3 separate regions of the Homo sapiens genome follow, and regions 2 and 3 are each linked to region 1. A link is a loop called in an ENCODE intact Hi-C map of the cell type or tissue named here. Cell type or tissue: A673. All regions are shown on one strand.

Region 1 (5,000 bases):
TTTTAGAAAGATATCTCTGAACACAGTGTGGAGAAGGGACTGGAAATAGAGGAACTGCAAGCAAGAAAGAACATCAGTAAAGAGGCTCCTGCAATAGTTTGGGCAAGACATGATGCTGGCTGAAGGCAAGGAGGATGGCAAAGAAGGGTAAATTGAACAGTCACTCTTAGGAGACAAAATGAATGGGGCTTTGCTACTGAGTGGATGCGAGAACCGAGTGAAGCAGAGAAGAATTAGAGATGGCACCCAGATTTCTAACTTAGACAATGAGGGTTCCCAAATGGCTCAGTTTCCTTAACAGCTCAAAGAGGAGGAAGAAGGTGATAAGCTCCAGATCGCATGCAGGTGGCAGGGCTGTACTTGAATAGGGGTTAGGTCACCTCTTTCTTTGAGTCAAAAAGGAAGGTGGGCCCAAATACACTGGGGGTGAGCACAGAGGAAAAATGAAGGGGTTTCTACATGCTGACCTCACATCAGGCCCCTTTTTACAGATGAAAACAGTAAAGGCTCAGAGCAACTAAGAGTCACCCAAGACCACACCATAAATTAATAGCAAGGCTAGAGCAATAAGAAGTTTCCCCATGGCTCCTCCCAGAATATTACAATGTTTCCCTTTACAAGTTAGGACAAGACCAAACACTTCAATTTCCTGGACATAAAAATGGCAAGGGGTTCATCTACAAAAGCTAAGAAGAACTGTGTACAATTAGGCCTTTCACTGTTCTGAATGTCCAGCTCTTGGCAAAAGCACATTATGGAGAAGAATGGGGTATCCATCCCCTCAAGCTTTTATCCTTTGAGTGACAAACAGTCCAATTACACTCTTTAAGCTATTTTAAAATGTACGATTAAATTATTATTGACTATAGTCACCCTGTTGTGATACCAAATAGTAGGTCTTCTTCATTCTATTTTTTTATTTTTTTGTACCCATTAACCATCCCCAGCTCCCTTGAATCCTCCACTACCCTTCCCAGCCTCTGGTAATGATCCTTCTACTCTCTATGTGCATGAGTTCAATTATTTTGATTTTTAGATCCCACAAATAAATGAGAACATGTGATGTTTGTCTTTCTGTTATTTTGTAACCTGATACATTTGAACACTTATTTTCTTTATTCTAAGAAAAATGGTTATAGTCCTACTAGCCTTGAGGCCATACCTTTTATAATGTGAAAAATAAATGTTCTTTTGGATGAATAAGGTGAGTGCAGGCCCCAGAGTCAAGTAAAATATATATATATAATATACGTTATATATATTATATACAATAGTACGGGTAATAATTATAATAAGGAACTTTTGCAATGACAATGATAAAAGAGGCAAGAAAAGTTGTTAATGATTCATCAGAACACATTTCTGCTATCTTTTCAATACATACAATTTTTTTGGTCTCCTGGCTTTACTCATCCAAAAATCAGTATTTGGAACTCTTAATAAATTGAGTTTAGGGTTTTGAAAATATAATTCATGAGTCACTAGAGATAGAGCAAATACCGATAGAATAACTTCATGTTTCTTATCAATATTTCCTTCTTCATTATCTTCTTAAAATGTCCAAGACCTAATGCAATAGCCAGTTCTTTATTGCCAGTCAGGTCATATAACTGGTGCCAAATTGGCTCCCACTTGTGTTTTAGGCTGACTTTGACTTCCTGATAGAAACTGAAGCTTTTTTTTTTAACTCAAACACCCCAGTGAGGAGTAAATGTAGAAATAAGGGAAAGACAGACTGCTTCAACATTTGATTTTATCTTTCATATATCATATGCTAATAAAATAATCAAGAGTATTTGTCAAAGTATTTGACAAGACACTAAGCAGTTTTCAGTATCTCAAGAGAGATATAATGACAGCAATATAAATCATGATTAACCCTTTAGGTATTTCAAATTATCTAAGTAAAATCAGGAGGAAGGATATTCTTTATGCATTTCAAATAGTGCTGACGACAAGGGAGATAAAATGCACCATGACAAGAACCTGTGCGAATGTCGGATGGAGTAAAGGAATCCAGATGCTGTCTTTCTAATTTGTGCCCCATGGGCACCTTTTTACATGCTATTTTATGCAAGAGATCATCTCTGACCCCTCAACTCAGTTTCCCTTGTTGTCTCCTTCTATTTCATCTAGTGCATTTCCTATGATTATACTAATCTTGCTGTACTATAATTTTTTGTATTACCTCTTTAATTGCCTGTCTCCCCACCAGAGAGTAAGCTCCAAAAAGCCAGACTATCACTACTGTTTATCATTGTAAGCCTAAAGCCTAGCAAGTCCCTCACAAGTTGTAGGCACATAGGAAGTATTCGTTGAATGAATGAATGGATAGATGGATTGCAAGGTTTACAGAAGCAACTTTTTTTTCTGAAGAGACTTATTGATTATAAGACGTCACATTTTAAAAGATAAACAATAGTATGTAATGAAGGATTTGGGTTTGGGGTGGGAAAGAAATCTAGATAACTAATTGTAATAGCTACTTTCAATTGTAATAGCTCCTTTCCTTTTCCCTCTAATAGAATCCTTTTGGGCCGGGCACGGTGGCTTATGCCTGTCGTCCCAGCACTTTTGGAGGCGGAGGTGGGTGGATCACCTGAGGTCAGGAGTTCAAGACTAGCCTGGCCAACGTCGTGAAACCCCATCTCTACTAACAACACAAAAAAAATTAGCCGGGTGTGGTGGTGTGCACCTGTAATCCCAGCTACTCAGGAGGTTGAGGCAGGAGAATTGCTTGAACCCAGGAGGCGGAGGTTGCAGCGAGCCGAGATCGCACCACTGCATTCTAGCCTGCGCAACAGAGTGAGACTCCATCTAAAAAAAAAAAAGAATCCTTTTGGCCAGAGCGTTCCTTTTTAGTTGACTGCAGCGACACCTACTGCTGAGTTCAAGGAAGAGCCATCTTTTAATTTGCTGATGGTAGGTGGTGCCTGAGACAAGACCACAGGGTGTTTGGATGTCACCCTGTCATCATGCATAATGATTCTTACAGACAGGTATCCCCATTCCATGGAGAAAATACTTCTGTGTATATTTCATTAACATATCACAGTAAATTAGGGACAGAGCCCTAAATAGCAACTTCTGGCTACAGCGCCCCTCCTTGGGGGCTTGCTCAAATAAGCAGAAGGGACGATATCACATACATTTGCCTCACTAGAGGAAATGCATAGCAAACACAGTTCCTCTTTATCTGAATACCACCTTTATGTCTATATTTGGCTTCATGAAATTCCCACCTCTTTGGGAATTTGCCCCATAAAAATATGGCAACTCCAAGCTAAATAAATGATGAGAAGAAGAAAAGAAACACACCAAAAGCCTAGAGTAGTATAAGGAATCATTCTTATGCCATTTTTAAAAAATAAAAAACTGTTGTTTTTCTAGTGTCCCTTGTTCACTTAAGAAGTCACTCTGTGTTATCCTCATCACTAAAGTCAATCTGCTGGTTATGCTATAAAAAGTATAAAAGATACTAGAGGCTGCTTTGATTGTGATTACACTCAAACATATCCCAAGCTGCTGTCCTCTTTATCAGGTTGTTCTATTACTGAACACCTATTCTGGTGTGGGCACATTCATGTTCACTGACTTTGAGTTCTAAAGTAGTTATTATCCTAACAAGCAATCAACTGTTACTTCCTCTTAAGCTCCTCACTTAATCAGAAAGGATGGGTTTATTTACTTCACTGGGAAAAAAAAATAGTCTTCTAACCTTGCAATCTACTTTTAGACAGACTTTTTTGTTCAACGTATGCTCAGAAGACATAAGATGATGTGACTACTACTAGCTCAATGGAGTTCTTTGTTTAAGCAGATCAAAGAGAAGAGACGTGAGAAATCAAGGAAACCACCCGGAAGCCCTAGACCTGGCCTTTCTGCTCACTATCTGTGCTCTTGGAGCAAGTTATGAACTATCCTGAGCCTCAGTGTCCTCAACAGTAAATGGTAACACTAATAACTCCCTGTTTATCTCAATGCTAGGGTTGTTAGAATTATTAGAGGAACAAACAAGATGTGTGCTAAAACATGTAGTAAACTACAAAAAGGCCATACAAATTTAACAAAGTATCATCTCAAATCCCAAAATTGAATCATTGAGGTTTTATTATATTTGCCTTTCTCTTGATAAACCAACAAGCACATTTAAAAGGCTAAGTACAACAAGCAGCCATAAAAATTCAGAATTTAAGAATGCAGGAAACCTGAAATTCACCTTGATTCAAGCTTTTGCTTAAGATGAAGTAATTGCAGGGATAAACTCATGGGGACAACCTCATGCCAGGCTGCAAGTCCCATGCAGCCAATTGATTCTCACAAGATGATTTCACTGGTTTTTGTCAAGTTTTTCTATCTGTAACTAACTTATGCTTGCAATTCATCTACCATTTGACAAGTGGAGTTGTACCCTAACCCACTCTTTTCCCAATAAATTTATGAACATTAAATCAGATATGTAATCTACTGTTAAACTATTCCTTATCCTGATATGAATTATATTCATTAAACTGAAGCTTCTCTCCGCTTTGGCAGTGGATGCAACACAGTTCTTTTTTTTTTTTTTTAGTTTAATTTGCAGTATTAACATTACTCCATCACTTTAAGTCTAGACAATCAACAAAACAGTAAATCAAGCTCTGATTTGTAGTATTTATTAATTTCTGTGGTGTAAATCCTCCCACCATGGCCAATTTCCAACCACCAATATGACATCACAGAATGCAGAGTTGGGAAAAGATACACAGTAGCACACCATGATGCGGTTTTCCACCATACCATGCAATAGACGTAAATAGCCTCGAAAGCCCAGACAGAAGTAACATGTAGTAAAATAATTAGGAAGTGAAGAGTTTTGAGCATATGAAAATATTGTAATATAATTTATTTAGTTGTAAATTTATATAATTTGATTTCTATTAATGGCTAAGTTTAAGAGCTGACTTTAAAAATTCCCAAAAGTTTTAACCATTAGCTCTTGCAATTCAATATGTGCTGGC
Region 2 (5,000 bases), 190 kb before region 1:
TAGGTCCTGTTCATGATTTAGGAGTAATTGCTCATCTTCCTTATTTCCACGCCTCTTTTCCAGTTTCTAAGACAGCATCTGGGCATATGTAAGAAGTTTAGCTTGCATAATTTGAGAGAGCAGAGATGCAGAGTTCTCTTGGCTCTTGCTGGGTCTCCAGGTGACCACGGCCTCCCATATGCCCTTCATCCAGACCTGGGCTAAGTAGTCCACCTGTAGCCCCTGCTGAGGAAATGGGAGTGGTACCCTCCCTCCCTCTCATCAGCCCACTGATGACTCTGAAGAGGACATGCTAGCTCCGATCTCAGCTTCCTCCTGGATCCATCCCCCTTCCCCCTGGAGAAACTACAGGAACTCCTGAGTCCCTTCCATTCCTAATTACACTGTGCCCCTACTTTGGTGTATTTGCACCTGAGATTGGGGCAGGGCAGCCACTCCAAGATCATTTTCAGAATCCAGGTGAAAATCAGGGAGAAGTCTCTCTGTCCCACCCACCTCCCACCACCTATCTGACACCTCTCCAGAGAGAAGAATCAACACACCTGTCCTAGCTTTGCACTCCTACTTCTGTCTCATTTCACTATGCCTTGAGATGGAAAACAGTGGGTTTTTCTTTTACTTCACTGACATTATATCTAGTTTTTATGAAACCCCAGGTTTCACAGCCAAGCTACTATAGGCAGAGAGGCCATCTTCCCTATACTCTGGGAAAATGCTACAATCTAGCATTATCAGGCCTAGACTTTGTTTTTCAAAGGGAAATCAATGGAATGAAACAAATTACCTCTCTCCACAAATCATAGCTTTCCAGCCCATTTTCTTGCTAAAGTGATGAAATTTACACCCTCTCCTGCCTTTGGGTAGTAAGCCTCATAGGTTTGAATCAGGTGAAAAGTTGCAATAAAACATGATTTTAAGAATGTGACAGATTAATTTTTTTTTGCCCAAATTCTTCACCTCTCCCTGTATCCATGACCTTTCCCATGTAATACTGCAGCTCAACCCATGAAAGGCTGGGTGTTCCTCCCCAACCCTTGACTTCGGGCTTGGCCCTGTGACTTGATTTTGCCAGTGGTATGATAAAAGCAGGAGCTTGTACAATTAGACATACCTTCTTGCACCTCTGCCCTTGGAAGAATAAGGGGAGAGAGGAGGAGGAGGAGGAGAGGAGGGGAGGGGAGAAGGAGGAGAAGGGGAGGGGAGGAGGAGGAGGACGAGGAGGAGGAGGAGAAACAGCAGCAGCGAGCCCACTTATTCAAGAAGAATGCGACATGGAACAGACCCAGACCAAAGCTTAAAGCAAAGCCTGGTATAGATGAGGCCAACCCCCCATGTGACTACAGATGTGTGAGAAATAAATGTTTGTAGTTGCATGCCTGTGAGATTTGTTTATTACACAATCTTATTGTGGCAAGAGCCAATAGATTCAAGATGGAAGTTAGACAACATCAGTTTAATATTTGCAAAACATTACTGTCACATGACTGCAGTCGTCAGGCGATGAAGAATCCCTGTGGTAGTTACTCTGCAATAGGCTTCTCACTCAAAAGCTCCATCACGCAAACGAAGTTAACATAGAGCACCACTCTCACCTTAGCATTTGCCCTCTACAAATGAAGTACTATCATCCTTTTAAGATTTTTATCTCTGGAATTGGGAAGGACTTAATTTAGTAAGGATGGATTGGCATTTAGAAATGAGAAAGAGAAAGAAACAAATCTTTAACTATATAATCAAATGTATAATTTAAGGAGATTTACTAATTTAGATATAAGTTTTAATAGGCTCTCTCTATTTTGACTGAATTCCCACCCTATGGAATTTTGGCTTAATTGTCCTTGGGTGGGGCCTCATCATCTTGAATCTTCTCTGATAATTCTAATGTACAGGCAGGGCTGAGATGGCAGAGATGAAAATCAGATTTGTATTAACTTGGTCCTTTCTTTCCTAGATCCTATTGAAGTGCTAATATAGTTTCACTTCAGCTATTCACCTTCTAATCTTTCTAGGTCCATCTATTTTTTAACAAATATTTCTTTCTAACGTTTTGTACAGTATTTGATTGTCCGTGTTATTTACAAGCTCCAATTTTAAACTTTAAAATGACAAATGCAAAGAGAAAGGAAACGTTTCCAGCTAACAGGTCAGGTGATAGAGACAATAAGAGCCGTGGATAAAAATAGCTTCCAAATTATAGCCCCAGGTTTTCTTATTATTTAAGCCATATTGTACTAAATTTTCTAAATTTAGCAGCCACTATAGCACTCCCTGGGCCTTTTGATAATATTGACAGATTCTGAATGCTTTTGTGTCAAAGCACTAACTATAACTCTTCTAGACACTTCTTGTTTTCAGAAATCCAATTAGACAAAACCGAAGGTGATTGGAGCATCTGTTCTTCCTCAACAGATTTTGGCTTTTCGTCATATAAGTAATCACCTTTAATTTAATTTAATCACCTCTAAATCAACCAGCAGAGTATATTTAGTTATACAATAAAAAATAAATAAATGTAATCCCACTCCCTCTGGTGGCACAATCTACAAATATCCACTGAGGGTGTAATTTGGTTAAAATATTCAAAATGGATTAGAGGACTCTTCCATATTTCGTTTCTTTTTCATTCAGGAGACACTGATACAAATCCATCTCTCCAAAGGGAATAGTTTATGAGTTTTGTTAAAATACATAACAAAAGAAGCAGCCACTTTTTTCAAAGCTTCTAATGTATTACACACCTCATGCCAATGTATACAGAGAGAAACTCTCTGAAGCAGGTCTAAGTATCCATTATTTATCTTTGCAAACCAGAAAGTAAGTTCTTAAAGTTTCAAGATTTTATACAGAGATGGTATTATGAATATATTATGTTGTTATTATAGATGTTATTATGACTATATTAGTATGATGCTATTATGACTATTATAAAACAAAAAATAATAACAACTGTGCCCTATGCCATTGACTCCCCAGTTTCATGGAAATAATTATGAAATGACTGATCAAGTTACAACAAAACACAGAAGGTATAAACTTCTGTGTTGGAGAGCTCTATGCTGTGATAAGGATATCATAAACAGTAGGCATATCAAATATTTTTCTAAAGATACAATCACACATAAAAACATGTTTTCTCAAAAACAGCTGATTAGATGTGCATATGGCTTTTTATTACTTTGCAACTTTTTTTTCCCATTAGAAGATATTTTATTTCTACAGTATACATAGGCATGGTGGCCTGTGGAGAGACCCAAAGAGGCTCCTGCCCCCAACACACTTTACAATTCCTTTCTCTTTGTATGAAAATCCATATTGTATAACAAAATGCATACTCTGGACCTAGTCTGCCCAGCTCATCTAATCACTAGCTGTGTCACCATGGGCAAGTTCAATTCACCCTACTGTACCTTTGAATGCAGGTAGTATGTTAGAGGAATGCAGGTAATGAAAGGGCTCACTCATGGAGCTGTTGCAAGGTATAAATAAGTTTTCCTATGGAAGAAGCTTAGAACAGTGTCTGGCACAGAATAAGTGCAGCGCAAGTGTTCAATATTATTGTTGATGTTTGACTGAATAACAGAACTATAATACGTGCAGTTTCAGCTTCAGTCATACTGGACTTTTCTCAGTTGTTTAAATAAAATATGTTTTCTCCAGCCTTAGGATCCTTTCACATACTTTCCCTCTTCCCTACACTGTCTAATACTGTGACCACTAGCCACATTTAGGGCTATTTAAAGGTACATGAATTAAAATTAAATGAAATTTAAAAGTCAATCCATTAGTTGCACTGGCCACATTTAAAGTGCTCAATCACCATATGTGGCTAGTGGCTATTGAGTTGGACAGAACCAACATAGAGCTTTTTTATCATCACAGAATGTTCTATCAGAAAGCGCTGGTGTAGACTGGTCTTCCTTTCATTTTAATTCCTATGCAGTCTTCATACTGCTGCTTAAATATCACTTCTTCAGTGAATCCTTCCCTGACCAAGTCAATGTTAGGTCCCTCTACAAATCTTCCCAGATCATGCTGGATATTTCCTTCAGAGATTTCTTACATTTATACATATGTTTAATGAAGTATTCCCACTAGGGTGTAAGGACTTTGAAAAAAAGGGATCATATACGCACATAGTAAACACCTAATAAATATTGCAGACTGAATGACTATAATAGGAAATTTATAAAATCACTTAATATTTTAATAGCTAATATATATCACATGCTTACTGTGTGCTGGGCACTATTCTGAACACCTTATGTGTTTTAAGCTATTTAAGTCTAACAACTCCATGAGGTATTAGGTGCTTGTATTCATTATCTATTGCTGCATAATAAGTTACCATAAGCATTGTAGCTTAAAACAACATGCATTATTATCTCACAGTTTCTGTGGGCTAGAGGTCTAGGTGTAGCTTATCTGAATCCTCTGTTTAGGTCTCACAGACTGTAATCAAGGTGTTGGGTAGGCTGTGTTCTCATTTGGAAGATCAACTGGAGAAGAATCTGCTTCCAAGCTCACTTAGGTTGTTGACAGAATTGATTTCCAGAAATAAAGTGGGCAATATCCTAAAAAAGATCTGTCTCTCTCCTAAACTTCAGTAGGAATTTTTAACAGTCAACATCTTAATGTAAGTCAGAGGTAGGGGATAAAATCATATCCCTATTCTTCTAAATAGCAGGAAAGGCATAGAAAGAAAGAGGAATTAATATATTTTTCCATCATTCTCCTTTCCTTTACCAAAACTGGTAAAGGAGTTCCCCTGAAGAATTTGACTCTTACCATCTTGAGGGAAGAAGATGTGATTTCAAAGTTCCCATTGGTTCTTTGTATAGCTAAAGGTAGAGGCCTCTGCAAAGGCCATGTCTTTTTACAGAGCTCTTTAGTAAGCTTTTGGCCGAAAAAAAAAAATGGGTCAATGAACTAGTCTGGAAAGGGAAAGGAGTTGTGTAAAGCTAAATTAACCAGGCATAAAAAATAAGGAGTACATTTGGATG
Region 3 (5,000 bases), 590 kb before region 1:
TCAGAATCGGAACTTATTTGGAAATAGGGTCATTGCAGATATAATTAGTTAAGATGAAGTCATGCTGGAGTAGGGCAAGCCCCTAATTCAATATGATAACGTCCTCATTAAAAAGGGGAAATCTGGACACAGACACACACACAGGCAGGACACGATGTGAAGATGAAGAGAGAGGTTGGGGCGATGGTTCTTCAAGCCAATGAACAGCACCCAAGAGTGCCAGAAAACTACCTAAAGCTAGGAGAGAGTCGTGGAACAGATCTTCCTCACAGGCCTCACAGGGAACCAACCCTATGGACACCTTGATCTCAGTCTTCTAGCAAACTAAGGCAGGAGGGAAAGGGCTAGGGAGGCAGTTCAAGAAAGTGCCTTAAGGTAGTACCTTTTTAGTAGAAATTGGAAGATTGGGAGTTTTTAAGGGACTAAGTTGTGCCATAGCCCTGAGGTGGGGAGTGATCATGATCTCTTGAAGGAATGGAAAGAAATTGGTTGGCTGCAGTTTACAGTAAGTGAAACAGCAGCTTGGAATGAGCTGAGAGGTGAGGCAGGGGCCAGGTCATGCAGGGCCTGACAGGCCATTAAGATAGTGGTCCCTTAAGAGCAATGAGAAGACACTGACATGCGTTAAGCAAAGGAGTGACACGAGTACATTTGCTTTTTAAAAAGGGTCATGCTGGCTGCAGTGTGGAAACTAGGAAGGAATAATTATGGATGTGGAGAGATCAGCTAAGAGGACAAAGATGATGGGCTGGGGTTGAGAGAGGGAAATTGATGAGCTCTACAAATGTTTAAAGCTGACCAAACAAGATTCATTATGGTTAGTAAAGGGGAGTAGAGTCCACAGTACAATGAATGGAGGGTGTTATCATACCCTGTGATGGGCAATCCAGAGGAAGACCTAGTTTGGGTAGGATGTAGAAGGAAAATACAAATTTGGTGTGCAATAGATTGAGTTTGAGACACCTTTAAGACAGGCCAGTGTAGATGTTGAGTTATACAGGGAGCTTGGGAGGAGAGGTCTGTGCTGGAGATTTTGGGGAATAATCCCAGAGTAGAGCATGAGTGAAGCCCAGGTCATGGGCAAGGTCAGGAGTGAGAAGAGAAGAGCCAACAACTGCAGACTCCAGGAGTTCCAGTGGTGAGGCTGGTGCCCAGGAATAAGCTGGCCAAGGAGACTGGGAAGTGATGGCTCAAGAAGTAGGAGGAAAACCATGAGGACATCATGCTGCTGCAAAGAGTGTGAGCCCTACTCCCACCTTAGTCCAACGCTGAAGGCACATGCTAATTTACTTTAAAATGGTTTAGTTTTAGTGTGATTTGTTGCATTATTAAGGGGGTAGATTTGGAAGTTAACTTGGCTTTCAAGGTGACCAGAATAAAAAGAGAGAGTGGAACCACGGAAGATAGATACTGGATATTCAGCACTTGTAATGGGGAGCATGACCTGGGTTCCCCACTACTTCCCTGTACAACCACTTCTAGGTCCCTGGTCCTGGACTGGAGAGCACCCAGCAGTCCTTTCTGCTGGAGCAGCCCAAAGTAGACCTGGTAAGGAAGAGAAGAAGGGCAAAGGATGTGGAGACAAAGAAGAGACAACAAGGGGGAAGAGCTCATCTTTGTGTTAGATATATACCAGATAGTAATTTGCATTTGTGGTGGGAAGTGGTTCTCTGTTCCATTCTCACCTCAGAGGAGGAAGTGGGTCTTTTAACATAACTTAGCAAAGATGTAATGAGAGGAGATCAATCCTAGTAAGAGGAGTTTGTCTGTTCCCTGAGTCTTAACTCTGCAGGACATGAAGATGCAAAGCAAATGGGACCTGCTGGCACAAGAGGCAGCTTCTGATCAAGTCAGAACCCTGCAAGAAAAGGGGAAGGAGAAGAAGGGGAGGGGAGGCCAAGGGAGAGGAGCCCCTCAAGGCACCTATGGGAGGAAGAATCAGGAATGACTGAAGGGGGATTTCTGGAAGCTGGGGAGAACAAATATTTGTGCCATCCTCTGGACATGGAGAGTGTTCAGGATTTGGTTCTTTCTCATTAGGCCTATATGCCTTCGCAGCCATTACTGCACGCCATGCCCAGGGTTATAAATATGTAATCTCATTCAATCTTCATGTGAACTCCGTGGATAATTACGAAGATTCCCCATTTCAGACAGGTTGCTGACTTGTCCAAGGTTGAACAGCTAGAAAGTGGCATCTCCAGGATTTAAGCGCAAGTGTGTCCAGCTCCAAATCTAAAGCTCTTTTCTGCACTATATGTTATCCAAAATGGCTTATCATCAGACTTTTCCGGGATTAAAAAAAAAAAAAGAAATTCTTGGCCCCTTCACTAGAGATTGAGATTCAACAGGTCTGGGGTATGTCCTGGAAATAAATATTTTCAAAACTCTCCCAGGGATTCTGATGATTTCTTTCTAGGTTGGGGGCCATTGACTTCCACATTGCCTTAAGTGAATAAAGGAACGACATCATAATAGACTACGGAGGATTTTTTTATGTGGAATATTTTTGAAAAATTGAGTCTGAAGAAGCCAAGAATTTTTAGTTTTATTAAACTAATCTATCCATAAATTCATGGACCAAGTTTTTGCTTTGATAGTATAAATATGTAGTTTCACAGATCTCTTTCTTCCATTTTCAGCCTTTCTATTTAAACACACAATTCTAATAAGGGTTCAGTGGTAGATATCTTCAAGAACTCTCTCCAGGTTGAGTTTCTCCCTGGCGTTTGAAAAGAGCCCAAGGAATCACACTATTCCTTCACAAAAGCCACTAGATGGCAGCAACTAACATTGCACCTGGGATCTCTTCATTAAATCCTTTGCCACTTGATTTGAGAAGCACTGCAGAAAATTGTTGGTGAAATTGGCTTCTGCTAAATTAACCAGTCAGATGAAATTGCCTCAGAATTCTGGGTTTGTGTGCATGTTCCTTTTCCCTGCCCAGGAAGTGAGATGCCTCACTTCATCATCTTCAAAGAGAACACAATGGAAGGAACTACCAGAGAATCGGTTAGAATGACACCTTATTTTCACTTTATAATGTAAGTATCATTTGTCTAAAGACTTCTGGATTATTTGACTTCTCAAACAAAACAAATGATCAGCATAATCAGTTGAAGCGTCTGCTAGGAGATTTGGGAATCTGGTGAAGGGCCAGGGGACTCAAGAGTGCTGATATGGGGGTTGCAATGTCAATTGATTGGTCAGGGTGGGTCTTATAGGGACAGTGAGATTTGAACAAATATTTGAAGATGAGGGAGTTATCCAAGGAGATCATCTGAGGACACACTATATGTGTGGGGGAAACACCTCCAATTTAAGCTAGACCTGAAATGGTTGGATAAGAAGGTGATCAGGCCAGAGGGGACAGTGCTAATCAACTCCTCAATAAAAAGGCCCATTTGATTCGGAGTTCCCTGGCAGAGGCTCTCAAAGCCTCTCAGCTCCAGGCTGGATAACGCTAGTTCATGACTTGCTCTTTATTTGAGGAGTAGATGTTTAGGAAGTAGAAGGTGCCAAAAATATATCTCAAATAATTTAGCATACAATTAGATTTGGTTTAATAATTTAAAATAATTTTAGAATTTTCTTTGGCAGAAATTAGGCTATTAATTAGCATGTCATGAGGACCCAGCATGTATTATTCTCTCAAAAACTCATTTGTGCTGGAAAATGTGCTGAGCTTCATTTGTGAAGATAATTATAGCTGATCTCTTTGGGAGTGTCTGCCAAGTTTCTAGTGATTTCCCTCCTCTCTGGGAGCTGACTTCAGAGTCTACAGGGGAGATGACTCTGCCCACATATCTACTGCATGAGCATATCCTCTGGCCATAGCTCATTGGACCAGAGCTGAAATCATGAGCAAAGCTGAGCCGATATCCTTTCTCCTAGGAATCTGGAATTGGAGTCAAAAAGGCCAATCTGTCCATTTGACTGGAACTGTAAGATACAAGCTCAGGGTGGCCATATTTCATTGTGTACCTGAAGAACAGAAAAAACTGATCTTTGGGGAGAAAGAGTATAGCAAATGCACAGAGAAGAACTTAGGGATTGAGAGAGCTCTGCATTTCAGGTTGCAAGGTATAATTCTTCCCTGAAGCTTAGGTGTCTCCCAGATCTTTGGTTCAATAAAACATTCCTATATCCTTTGATTAATCATGTTAGTTATTTTTGCTAGTCAATGAGACTTCTAATACAGTCATGTTACAGTGATGGTACAGACTTCTAATACAGTGATTACAGGTCTGCAGTAGCAGGGAGTGCACTTTGAGTGCTTTATCCCCCCTCCAGCAGGGATGATGGGTCTCACTGTCATTCATTTACTCATTCATTTTACTCACAAACCTTTGTGGATCTCATATTAAGTATTAATGGCTGAAGACATAAGATTGAATAAGACATAGTCTTTGCAACCTACAGAATGGGAGAAAATTTTTGCAGTCTATCCATCTGACAAAGGTTTAATATCCAGAGTCTGCAAGGAACTTAAACAAATTTACAAGGAAAAAACAAACAACCCCATTAAAAAGTGGGCAAAGGACATGAACAGACACTTCTCAAAAGAAGACATGCATACAGTCAACAAACATGAAAAAAGCTCAACATCACTGATCATTAGAGAAATGCAAATCAAAACCACAATGAGATACCACCTCACACCAATCAGAATGGCTATATTAAAAAGCCAAAAAACAACAGATGCTGGAGAGGTTGCGGAGAAAAAGGAATGCTTTTACACTGTTAGTGGGAGTGTAAATTAGTTCAACCATTGTGGAAGACAGTGTGGTGATTCCTCAAAGACCTAGAGGCAGAAATACCATTTGACCCAGCAATCCCGTTACTGGGTATATACCCAAAGGAATATAAATCATTCTATTATAAAGATACATCGATGCATATGTTAATTGCAGCACTGTTCACAATAGCAAAGACATGGAATCAACCTACATGCCCACCAGTGATAAACTGGATAAAGAAAATGTAGTACATATACACCA

What was found. A loop is a pair of places that touch in the nucleus more often than their neighbours do. Peaks named below come from ENCODE experiments on the same cell type or tissue, not always from the same donor. Only the 100,000 strongest peaks of a DNase experiment are listed, where the experiment ranks them.
Region 2: it touches region 1 in a loop (4-fold over the local background); 14 of 110 quality-filtered maps call a loop at or near these places.
Region 3: a loop joins it to region 1, with 5 times the contacts of the local background. A loop is called at or near these places in 92 of 110 quality-filtered maps.

Annotation. Positions count from the first base shown.
Region 1 is chr14:58,069,902-58,074,901 of GRCh38, forward strand. The region is part of intron 5 of ARMH4 (armadillo like helical domain containing 4); the gene reads right to left. Among named protein-coding and RNA genes, the nearest start is that of ARMH4, 80 kb to the right of the region's middle. RefSeq lists enhancers at 2,710-3,004, 2,736-2,785. In A673, a CTCF peak has its summit at 2,906 (motif pointing left); DNase peaks (open chromatin) are centred at 1,970 and 2,870; H3K4me3 peaks cover 625 bases; H3K27ac peaks cover 1,436 bases.
Region 2 is chr14:57,881,855-57,886,854 of GRCh38, forward strand. It overlaps a transcript of SLC35F4 not described here. Among named protein-coding and RNA genes, the nearest start is that of SLC35F4, 18 kb to the left of the region's middle. In A673, CTCF peaks have their summits at 2,524 (motif pointing left) and 2,724; no DNase peak of the experiment used is centred here.
Region 3 is chr14:57,484,176-57,489,175 of GRCh38, forward strand. All of the region lies in intron 2 of CCDC198 (coiled-coil domain containing 198), which reads right to left. Among named protein-coding and RNA genes, the nearest start is that of CCDC198, 7.2 kb to the right of the region's middle. In A673, a CTCF peak has its summit at 2,774 (motif pointing right); a DNase peak (open chromatin) is centred at 2,786.